Regions from separate parts of the Homo sapiens genome. Here region 2 is linked to region 1. Evidence: chromatin loops called from intact Hi-C (ENCODE). Cell type or tissue: MCF 10A. All regions are shown on one strand. Each heading gives the region's core, and the rest is flanking DNA. Links, peaks and the distances in the headings are about the cores only.

Evidence for each region. Peaks named below come from ENCODE experiments on the same cell type or tissue, not always from the same donor. Only the 100,000 strongest peaks of a DNase experiment are listed, where the experiment ranks them.
Region 2: a loop joins it to region 1, with 7 times the contacts of the local background. A loop is called at or near these places in 3 of 110 quality-filtered maps.

What each region holds. Positions count from the first base shown.
Region 1 is chrX:31,211,017-31,216,376 of GRCh38, forward strand. All of the region lies in intron 64 of DMD (dystrophin), which reads right to left. Among named protein-coding and RNA genes, the nearest start is that of FTHL17, 140 kb to the left of the region's middle. In MCF 10A, for the core only: a CTCF peak has its summit at 3,125 (motif pointing right); no DNase peak of the experiment used is centred there.
Region 2 is chrX:31,606,247-31,611,635 of GRCh38, forward strand. All of the region lies in intron 55 of DMD (dystrophin), which reads right to left. Among named protein-coding and RNA genes, the nearest start is that of FTHL17, 540 kb to the left of the region's middle. In MCF 10A, for the core only: no CTCF peak of the experiment used is centred there; a DNase peak (open chromatin) is centred at 3,025.

The DNA.
Region 1 (5,360 bases), core at 1-5,000:
CCCTCTGTTTTTGCTCTGAAATACTCTAAAGATAGAGAAATGACCCTTTTCATGGAAGCTGAGACTTTCTTTAAAGTGGGAGGAAGGAAGATAACTTGGGAGACTTATCTGAAGAATCAAGTGAGAAAAATAATAAAGAATTTTAAAAAGCAATGCAAGGAGGCAGGAGGACGGGAGGACGTGAGGAGGGAATGGCTGAAAGAAGACTGCGTGGGAGGCTGGAGCGAGGTCCAGAGACAAAAGACTCAAACTTTTCTTCTCTCTCTCTTCTGTGTGCTTGTTTTCCTCAGAGGGCACATACTCAAGTGCACGTAGTAGGAACACTTAGAAACACGGTATGCCAGCTCCATTACTGGAAGAGAGGAATGGATTTCTTCCAAACACCAATATTCCCAACATGTTTCCTTATATACTGAAGGAAGCTATGGGTGGTTTGAAGTTTTTCAATTATTTTCTTTTTTGTTACTCTGCTTTAGTCATCATAAATATTTTGCCTCTGATCCAGGCATTTAAGAAGTAACTAGTGAAAATTTTTCGAATCACTTTTGTATTAAGAGTCTTATTTAGCCGTGTGATGGAAATGAACAGAGAAAAACTGCATGCATTTCATTTTATGGGGCCTGCTCTTATCTCTGTACAGGTGAATGGGTAACACATAGAACAGCAAATGTTGAGTAGAAATAGCTCCAGAGGGGAGCAAAGCAATTGCTCTGAAATTACAGGAGCAGAAGATGACACAGTTAGGAGAGAAATACTGTGCAGTGTGCTCTGCTAAAACTGGATGTGGTTAAACACAAGAACAATCCATCACAGAAGACTGAAGAGCACATTTCCCTAAACAAACATGTCAAACAGAATTCAACTTTCATGGAGCTATTTTGAAAAAATTTCCATTTAGGTATACACAATCCATGCTATGGACCCGAAAAGGAGGTGAGAATATCAATAGGGACAATTTAATTGCCATGCATATGCTTTTCAAAATGAGCATCTTAGAGAACACACCTAGACTTTTTGATGAAACATTAAATGTAATGATTAGCTCTTTCTAGGACCCTCAATAAGCAACCAGCAGATACAGTTGTGTGAAACCATTGTTTCCTTAAGCTAGGAATTTCCATTAAATATATTATATATATATATATATATATGTGTGTGTGTATGTGTGTGTGTGTGTGTGTGTGTTTGTGTGTATTCACTAGTAGATATATCTTTAAAGCTACATAAAAACCCAAGTATTCTAATACATCTTCACTTTCTAAATTATGTTTACAGTAGAGGATGCTATAGGCTTTGAAGCCATTGAAGAACAGGGACCATGTGGTGGTACCCTATGCATGAGGGCTGTGGGGGTGAGAGAGGGTGGGGACAGGATAAAAGAAATGGCTGACTCTCCAGGATCCTCTTTGCTGTGCAGGAAAAGCAGACAGTGGCGGTTGGGGGGCGGCGAGCAGGCAGGACTTCAACACAGGGATCCCACTAATGGTTCCTGAGGCTCTGGTTGTGCCTAATCATCTTCTCAACCTTCTAGCTTCAAAAGCTCATTCTTTTCCTTTCTATGTATGCCACAGTAGCTAACTCTTGCTATTCCTTCCTATGTAAGACAGATTTTTTTTGTCTTTTACAGAGTGATAGACTCTTAGAGCCAGAAGGTTGCTTTAAAATCATTTTGCAGTTGAGACAACTGAGACCAGAGATATGGAGACTCACTCTGGGTGTTATGGCAGGATATCTAGGTTTTCTGATTTCTCATGGAGGTACATATTGTAAGGGGGAAAAGTGGGTGGCAGAAGGTGTCCTTACTGACTTTACAGAACAGGAAAACCATTCTGCATTCCATGCTAATGACAACAGTAGGATAAAACAGAAGCACCAAAAAGTTGGTTAGTGGAGAAAAAAAAAGTCTCATGGTGCCCATATAACCCCAAGTTCATCCTATAGGTCAATCTGTATATTCTATGTTGATGTATAAATAATTCTGTGATCTAATTAGCACAGAAACAGAAAGAGGTGAGTAATGGTGGAAGAACTGCTGTATGTTTGCTGATTTTTCTTGCCCAGGCATGCCACTCTACAGGCAACTTACACTTATGGCTGAGGGACCTCCCAAGCAAATCTTTGCACTTCAAGAAAGTCAATGCACTTTGATGTAGTTGTCTGTGCAGTAAGGGTTAATTCCAGAGAGGCTGGAGTTGGCACGAGATGACTTGCTAAAATATCTACACAGTGCAGAGCCCTGGTCAAAGCACTTGCTTTTCAAAGTGACTTACTGTGTTGAAGTGTAGCCATGGGTTGCAGGTTATCACCATTGTTTATTGCTAACAGTAACATTGACCATTTTTACCCGGGCACAGTCAGACCAACGGAAGCCACTGAGTTTGAGGCTGGTTACATAGGAACAGTATGCCTAGGTTACCCACGGGATATAAGAAACCCTGGCTGAAACTCCAATTTGTGCTCCCTGGTTTCCAAGGTGTTCTGTGCTCACATCAGTAGCTCTTGTTCCAAGAGAGAAAATGCATCGTGGTGTGGCTCTTGCAGACAGAGGGCAATTATAGCTTGCACCTGTCCTCTCTGGACCCTATGCTGTGAGGCAGGCTGTGGCTGTGACACTTATTCTTGTTTTAATGTTGTGGGTATATTGCATCCTTTTTCTGCAAGGAACTCTAGATTCGTAAGCACTGTCATTTGGTTCCTGTGAGTCCTCTTTAGCAATTGAACCCTGTTTAACTTCCACTGTCAGGGCAGTGAGTGTCAGAAGCAAGATTGTTTAGAACACCTCCAACTCATTCTTAGCTAAAAGTATGACTGAGGCATTATTTAGAAAGAAAAAAAGAAGATTCTGATAAAAGGGATGAAAAAGAACCTTTGAAGTTGCTCAACAAGCTACGCTTGGTTGAAAAGTAACACAGGCTTTGAAATTGGTTACTGATGGTGTAACTTTCTAGTGGAATCTGGAAGTGAGAGAACTTGAACCTAAGGAGCTAACAAAATGGATTAGGAGGCAATTGCAAACTGATGGCAAGGCTGCTAAAAAAAAATCCAAAAGCTAATGTTAAGTTCAGAATTTCTTTCCACTGGGCTTCACCCTCTCTGGCCTGCAGGTGGAGTCCCAACCAAAAAGCTGAAGCAACTATCATTTTTGAGAAATGGGCTACACCTGTGAGACCAGTTACAATTAAAAAGATAATTCAAGTGGGGCACTTACAGGTATTCCCTATGTCACTACAGGTTTCTTTTTTGATGCCAGACCTAGTAGTCCCTGAACTGGGGCTACAATTAAGAGTTTCAAAGGCTGGTAATATTCCAAAATAAGATACTATGGCTATTAGTTGGTACTTAAGCACAAGCATTCCACAAGGATCAATGGAATGGATTACTCCTTCCTTGTGCCTTGCCTAATTGAAGCTATCACACAACCCCATCATAGGTTGAAAATATCTTAAGTCACAAATGCATTTAATACACCTAACTAACTGAAACTCACAGCTTAGCCTAGCCTACCTTCAATGTGCTCCCAACACTTACATCGGCCTACAGTTGGGCAAAACTGTCTAGCAACACCTTACACAGTAAAGTGTCAGTTGTTTAGCCTCATGATCTTGTGGCTGACTGGGAGCTGAGGTTCAGTGCTGCTGCCCAGCAAGGGGAGAGAGTATCATACCGCATATTACTAGCCTTGGAAAAGATCAAAATTCAAATCTAGAAGTAGAGTTTCTATTGAATGCATATCACTTTGCATCACTGTGAAATCAAAAAATTGTTAAGTTGAAACTTCACAAGTTGGGGACTGTCTGCATTGTGTGGTGTGTGTGTGTAGCTGGGGAAGAGGTTTGGCTTAAAATTAATGATAAAAGGAAAAAGGTGAGATTGTTGCAAGGGGAAGGAAACCACCAAAGATACTTTTTTATTTCTTTTTTCTTTTTTTTTTTTTTTTTTTTTTGAGACCGAGTCTTGCTCTGTCACCCAGGCTGGAGGACAGTGGCGCGATCTCGGCTCGCTGCAAGCTCCGCCTCCCAGGTTCACGCCATTCTCCTGCCTCAGACTCCCGAGTAGCTGGGACTACAGTCGCTCGCCATCACGCCTGGCTAATTTTTTGTATTTTTAGTAGAGATGGGGTTTCACCGTGTTAGCCAGGATGGCCTCGAACTCCTGACCTCGTGATCTGCCTGCCTCGGCCTCCCGAAGTGCTGGGATTACAGGCGTGAGCCACCGAGCCCAGCCGATACTTTTTTTTTTTTTTAAAGGGAAAACCTAATATAATGTTGCTGCCTACGGAGAGGTTTAAAATAAGAGAATAATATGCTCCCTTGGCTTAGACTCAGATGCCTCTTGGGGTGGGGGACTCTGCTAAAACCTCCTCCTCCTTGAAAGAGCCAAGATGTGAGTGGGAGAGTCAGCCAACCTATCCAACACACTGGATGACGAGATGGGCGTTCTAACTGCGACTACAACACCATGGAGCAATATTAATGTGGCTTTTGGTTAGTATTCGTTAATGTCTTTTGGTTCTTCTTTCACAGGACATATCTGTTATTAATCAGCTGTGTCAGGAAATAACCTGAGGGAATATTTACCCAGTCAAATCTGAAGAACAATGATTTATAACAATCTCAATAAACACTGTGTGGCCATCAATTGTGATGATGAAGGTTTAACAAAGGTATTGGGCATGTGATAGAAGGCTTACGTGCTGTATGTTTCATCTGTCATAACATTATGTGTTTAAAAAAATAGCTATTTGCCCCATTACTCCGTGTGGAAAGCCATTAGTGGGTGGAGGGACAATTGGGACAGCTTGAATCAGTGACAGATATTTAAGTTGAATTTGGTGGGCCTACTTTCCTGAGACTGAAAAGCTAGAAATTGGATATGGATGGCTACAGAAATTTCTGTGACATACCCAAACCAAAGTCCTTTTAGGAGTGACTACTATTCATATGATTTTAGCCTAGTCACATTTTTGTGTCTCATGTGTATTTCCCATTAAAGCTGCTATTTCTCAATGGCAACATGTCTGGTGGGCCAAGGGGCATGAATCCACTTGAAATAAAAGAAACTTCTATTAGGAGAATTAGGAACTGGGCTAGAGATACCTGGCCAGGTAGAATTTGCTTTGAATGAGAAATGATAAACTGACGAGAAAGACTTCCTAGTGCAAGAAGCGCACTTCAAGGGCATCCAATTCCAGGAGGAAGGATAGGGATGGCAAGCTGCCAAGGTTGATAGCTGGAGAATGGAACCAATAATTACTAGAAAACGGAACCTACGAGGTGTTCTTTAATCTCTTTAGCATCTGACTGAGAGAAAACCATTCTTTCCCTAGTGGGTAACAGCTAAACAAGATTACAGTATTTCCC
Region 2 (5,389 bases), core at 177-5,176, 400 kb after region 1:
ACCTCTTTCCTTTAGAAATTACCCAGTCTCGGGCAGTTCTTTATAGCAGTATGAAAATGGACTAATACAGTAGCTTTGTTTAAGCAACATAAGTACTGAAATGAATATTCAAATATAAATCATATAGGTGGATAAACTGATCTTATGAAATGGGGTTCTGTCATAGTTTTTGGTTACAATAACACACAACGTACAATGTTATTGATTACTGAGTTAGCTAAGAGGACTTCTCCTGTTATAATATTATACATAATATCACAACACAGTTGCTTTCGTTATAAAATAAAGTAACATGTACATTCTATCTGAGATTAAGAGACCAATGGTGAATATATTCCTCTTCATGGGATCACTGCACTAAAACCCACGGCTTTTATTTATTTTACAAAAATTTCTAGTTAATGATCTAAGGATTTAGCTTTTTATTTTTTCACCAAACCAAGGTATATATTGACTGGAAGTATTCTGAAACTATTATATAAAACAAAACAGCTTTTGACTTTTTTGTATCAGTTGTTTGTTTGAAAGTTGTTCTTCAAGTGGGAACATGTTTTCTTCCATTTTAAATTGCAGTCTTACAGATCTGTAGTTTTCTTTTCATGGGGACAAAATTCGTTTTAAGAACTCTGGTATATAAATCTCTGGAAGAGAGCATTCACAAATAAATTCCGATCAACAGATTGCATACATTTCTCAATCAGCTGTGCAGACTGAGCATTTTCACGGCTCCAGTCATTTCATAAAGATGATTCAGAATTAATCAGTCCTACTGCTACTTTTATTATTTATATATTCACAGTATTGACAGATTTCATTTTCTTCCCACTCTTTACTCCTCCTCTATAGGAATAACACTCATGATGTGGTGCGGGCAGCAGGAAGACCTATCATCTGACTTTCTTTCTTTAAGGCATCACTCAACTAATCCTGAGAACCTATGAACAATAATGGTGGATATGCAGATTCACATCAAACTTCTGTTTGGTTCTTCAAGTGTTCTCTCCAGAATATGAAGTCCACTAATTCTTTAGACCTCAGTAGAGGTATGTGAAGCATGTAGTAATAACAATGGCTACAATGACACATAAATAGTTATGGCTGCAATCGCTATAGGTACTGGAACAACATTCCTCTAGGAACAATGACATCAAGAAGCCTTGCAGAGAGCCAATCTCCCAGAATTTTGAGCAATCAAACTCCTTGTGACATTTTAGAATGCACTGCATCTTCTCTTAGGGTTACTAAAAACTACAACTATACCTAACTCACCTAGCAACAGTTCATGCCGCTAATTCATTTTAAAGATACATTAACAGTAGTCTTTTCATATGTCTCTTTGAATTGACTTGGCTGTGTCTCTTGAAAGGCTCAAATTTGATTAGGCCAAAATGCAGAGGAAATTAATGTTATTCTCTTGTGCCATTTCCCTAAATTCAGAAATGTAAAGAAATACCAATTTCAAATACAGACAAGTCTAATGTTAAATGAAGTCTGAACATATAAAAAGATTGTCGTCAAGACAAATCCATTGCCTGGTTTTCTTCAGCTGACATCTATTTTTATGTAGACGGTATGACTTAGATTCAGGGACTAAACATGAAGAAATTCAGAATAATCCAATTATTCAAAAGGCATGCAAAAACTATTATTTAAAAAATCTCTTTTCACAGTGTTTTTGTTTTGAGTACTATAGCTTTGTAAACATTTAATTATCTAGCTTTATGGGTTTCGTTTTAATGATTGTGCCAACAAATGATAACAATAAATCCATGCCAATTTTGGAAGTATTTCTAATATTATATAACAAATTGGAAAGGAATTTTGTACATGATTATCTCTAGGAAGACAAACCACAAGAGTAATTAACAGAGCTATGATTCCATTATCATCACAAGGGTTAAACCAGAAGTTCATGTTCACTATTTTCATATATCTCACAAACCCAAGTATCAGTTCAGTTCTCCTGGAAATTCATGAAGGATTAAAACAAAACACATTATTAGGCAATATTTTGATATAAGGAGTGGGTAGCTAATATGTTTTCCAAAATTTAGTACAGAAGTGTGTGTATCATCTCAAGATTGGCGGTAACACATGTTACTTACAAAAAAATGAGCAGAAATAAACAGTGTGTTTATGATGTATAAATAAAATATAATGACATCACTAGACAAGGGAACATCTACTTTTTGGAAATTTATTTAGGGCAGTGAACCATTAAAAAATAAAACATAGGCTTTATATTTTTATCATACAGATGGCTAATATTATTAATTTTCAATATGCATTTAGGAAAAACCAAAGTATATTTACTATTTCAATTAGCTATTGTCACAGTAATGTAGAATAAAGCTCAATGGCTTTATGCAACAATCATTTCTTTTCCTGGATGTGAATGGCTAGTGCAGCCCTGCTGTTCATGTCTTTTATCGTTTTCCTGAGACCAGCAGCCTAGATGGACGTGTTCTCAGAATGATAGCAGAAGCACAAACAGGAATGTATAGATCTCTTAAGGCCTAGGCTGAAAACTGTCACCTCTCACTCCTGCTCATTTACCATTTGCTAAAGCAAATCACATGGCCAACCCCTAAGACTAGGGGTTGGGAAGTACATTCCACTCATAAGGAGGCATTGTTAAGGTTGTGATTGCAGAAGGTGGAGAAGAAATGGGATTAATGATTAAATCTACTACAGCTACATAACAGTTTCTTTAAAGCAGATGATATATTGTGGAACATGACAATGATGTGTACTTACTTATATCTTTGACTGAATTCTTCAGGGTGTAATTTTTGCCACAATATTTACCCGTGCTAGATGATTGTTATGTATTTTTATTGTTATCAGTGATTAACCTGCTGCTAAATTTAAGAAATAGAGAATCTTACTTTTTTTTTCCAGATTCTTGTATAAGGAATTAAAAGACATATTTTACTGGAGGCAATCCTTTAACAGCGGATGTGAGTATAGGCAGACTGATGCAATGTCTAGTCTAGGGAGCAGAGCATGCCATCTGAGTCACGAGTCTTGTCTTACTCAACTCTGGAGTTACTTACTTGAAGAGCATATACTATATGGGAATTATAAGACAACACTGCCCCTAAGGAGTTTGGGAAAATTATTTTCTTTTCCAATACAATATGCAAGAAAATATTTCACATCATGAGATTTAGTCACTTCCTGTAAGACAACCAGAGCAAAAAGTCTTCTTAGTCAGATACACCATGTAGGCAAACTACTCTCTCATCACCTGTGCATGCACGTGTGTGTGCGTGTGTGTGTGTGTTTGTGTACACATTCTGTCTGTTTCCAATTACAACTTACTTTTCTCATCTCGTCTTTCAAATTCTTGTTTTTCTGGTGGTGTTCCATTTTTGTAAATAGAAAAGTAAAAGAAGAGTGTGCTTAAAAACCTGCTCAGAGGGTGAATTTCAAATTGGCGTCTCTATTAGAGGACTAATTTGCTTTCTATGTGCAATCCTGGTGTGATCACTGTTGCATATGTTACTGGATTTCAACTCCTCTGCCCCTACCTAAACTCATTTTGAGACTCTCACATGGTAGGTCGATAGCCTGAGTTTTATGGAGCTCAAATGCTGACATGACTTCTGTCAGACTTCTGGTGTCACATTTGGTGAAGCACCAGGAGAATATTCTACCATATTTCTCTTTCCTTTGTTTCACTAGGCCAGAGTAGTCCTCTCTCCCTTGGGTTATCAGACTTTACACACTAGCAAAGCATATGATTGGCATTTTTCTCTTGCTTATTACCCACTCCATTCCTCTCTCTCTGTCTCTCTCTCTCCCTCTCCTTCCCATTCTCCCTCTGTCCTTCCTGTTCTCCCTCTCTCCTTTCTATCCTCCCTCTCTCCTTCACACTTCTCTTCTCCTCTCTCTGTCTCTCTAAAATCAACTAATTATTTTCCATTTTAATCACATTCATAAGTCAATATATTTTATGTGCAAAGAAATACATATTCAAGAAAAAAGTTCAAATAAGTAAAACGACAACAAAAACCTGTTTCAGAATAAAATAATCTTCTTTGCTAGAACTAACCAAGTTCTAGCTGGTGTCTTTAAGACACAAATTTGGCTAGAAAGTTACTAATTAATTTGTAAAATATACCTGAAGGAGTTGTGCCTTTTACGGGATACTTAGATAATCTATTCACCATCAGTCAGGGGTGGGTAATAACTCTCTGACTACTCTTCTGTACTTTTTATCTTATATACAGTCTTTCAGACAGAATCTATTTCAATACAGTAAACACACATACACATTCCAAATCAAATCAAAACAAAACCTTTTTTCCTTCTCTTGATTAACTTTACTTTTGAGAAATTGATTATAATGAAACATGTTTAACAAAATGCATTTTTATGATAAAGAGAAGATTCCCTAAATCAAGACTGAGACATAATTGTGAAAAATTCAGCCAGTATTATAATTGGATTAAGTTATGGGATTCAACCTGAAAAAAGAAATTTTTATTCTGATATTGTAATTTGGTCATATTAGGCTAAGATATAATTTAATGTCATGAGTCATTAGAGTGTAACATTGTACTAGTGATCATGGCTCTGATGGAGGCATGGACAGTTTTTATGCAAAGGGAAAAACATGAAAATGGTAATGGAAGCCTTTAGGTGTCATCTGGCTTAGCTTTTCCTTTTGTATCTTCAAAACAGTGGGAAGAATAAACAATACTATTCTTGATTGGCTAGCCACTGGAGATGGGGATACCAAATGAAAAAAATGCTCCAACACAAGCAGGAAGTATTATTTTCTTCATTTCTTTATCCTGCAAAAGCACAGAGACTCTGTCTTGCAGAATCATTTTTTTTTTTTTCAAATTTCAGAGCTGAAAGGGCCATAAGCAAAACATCTGGTCTAGTGGTTCTCAAATTTAAGTGGGCACAAGAACTACCTAGGGGCTCTTTACATATGCAGATTCCACGACCCATCCCCAGAGAGCTTCTGACACAATGCATTTTTAATAAAGTTTCCAAGTAAAGATGGTGTCCGTGGTATGTAAACCTGGAGAAACATATCTTTTACCTAGATCCATCATTTTTCAGAAGATCAACCTGAGATCTCCAACAGCACTGACTTCCCCAGGATTACAGAGGCTAGTGTTTAGGAACAGGACCCTAACTTCTTGACTTAAAATAAGATATTTTGCACTCTCTAAATACCTTAATACTTCTATTAAAAAAAGTTTTAGAGTCTGTTAGCTGAAGAAGCTGTGCCTTTTTAAGGATACTTAAAAGCGAATAGGCTTTTCCCCATTTTTGTATTGTGGCAAAATATACACAACATAAAATTGATCATTTTAATCATTTCTTTTTGATTTGGGATCTTGACCATGCTGGGGTACAGTGTCATTCA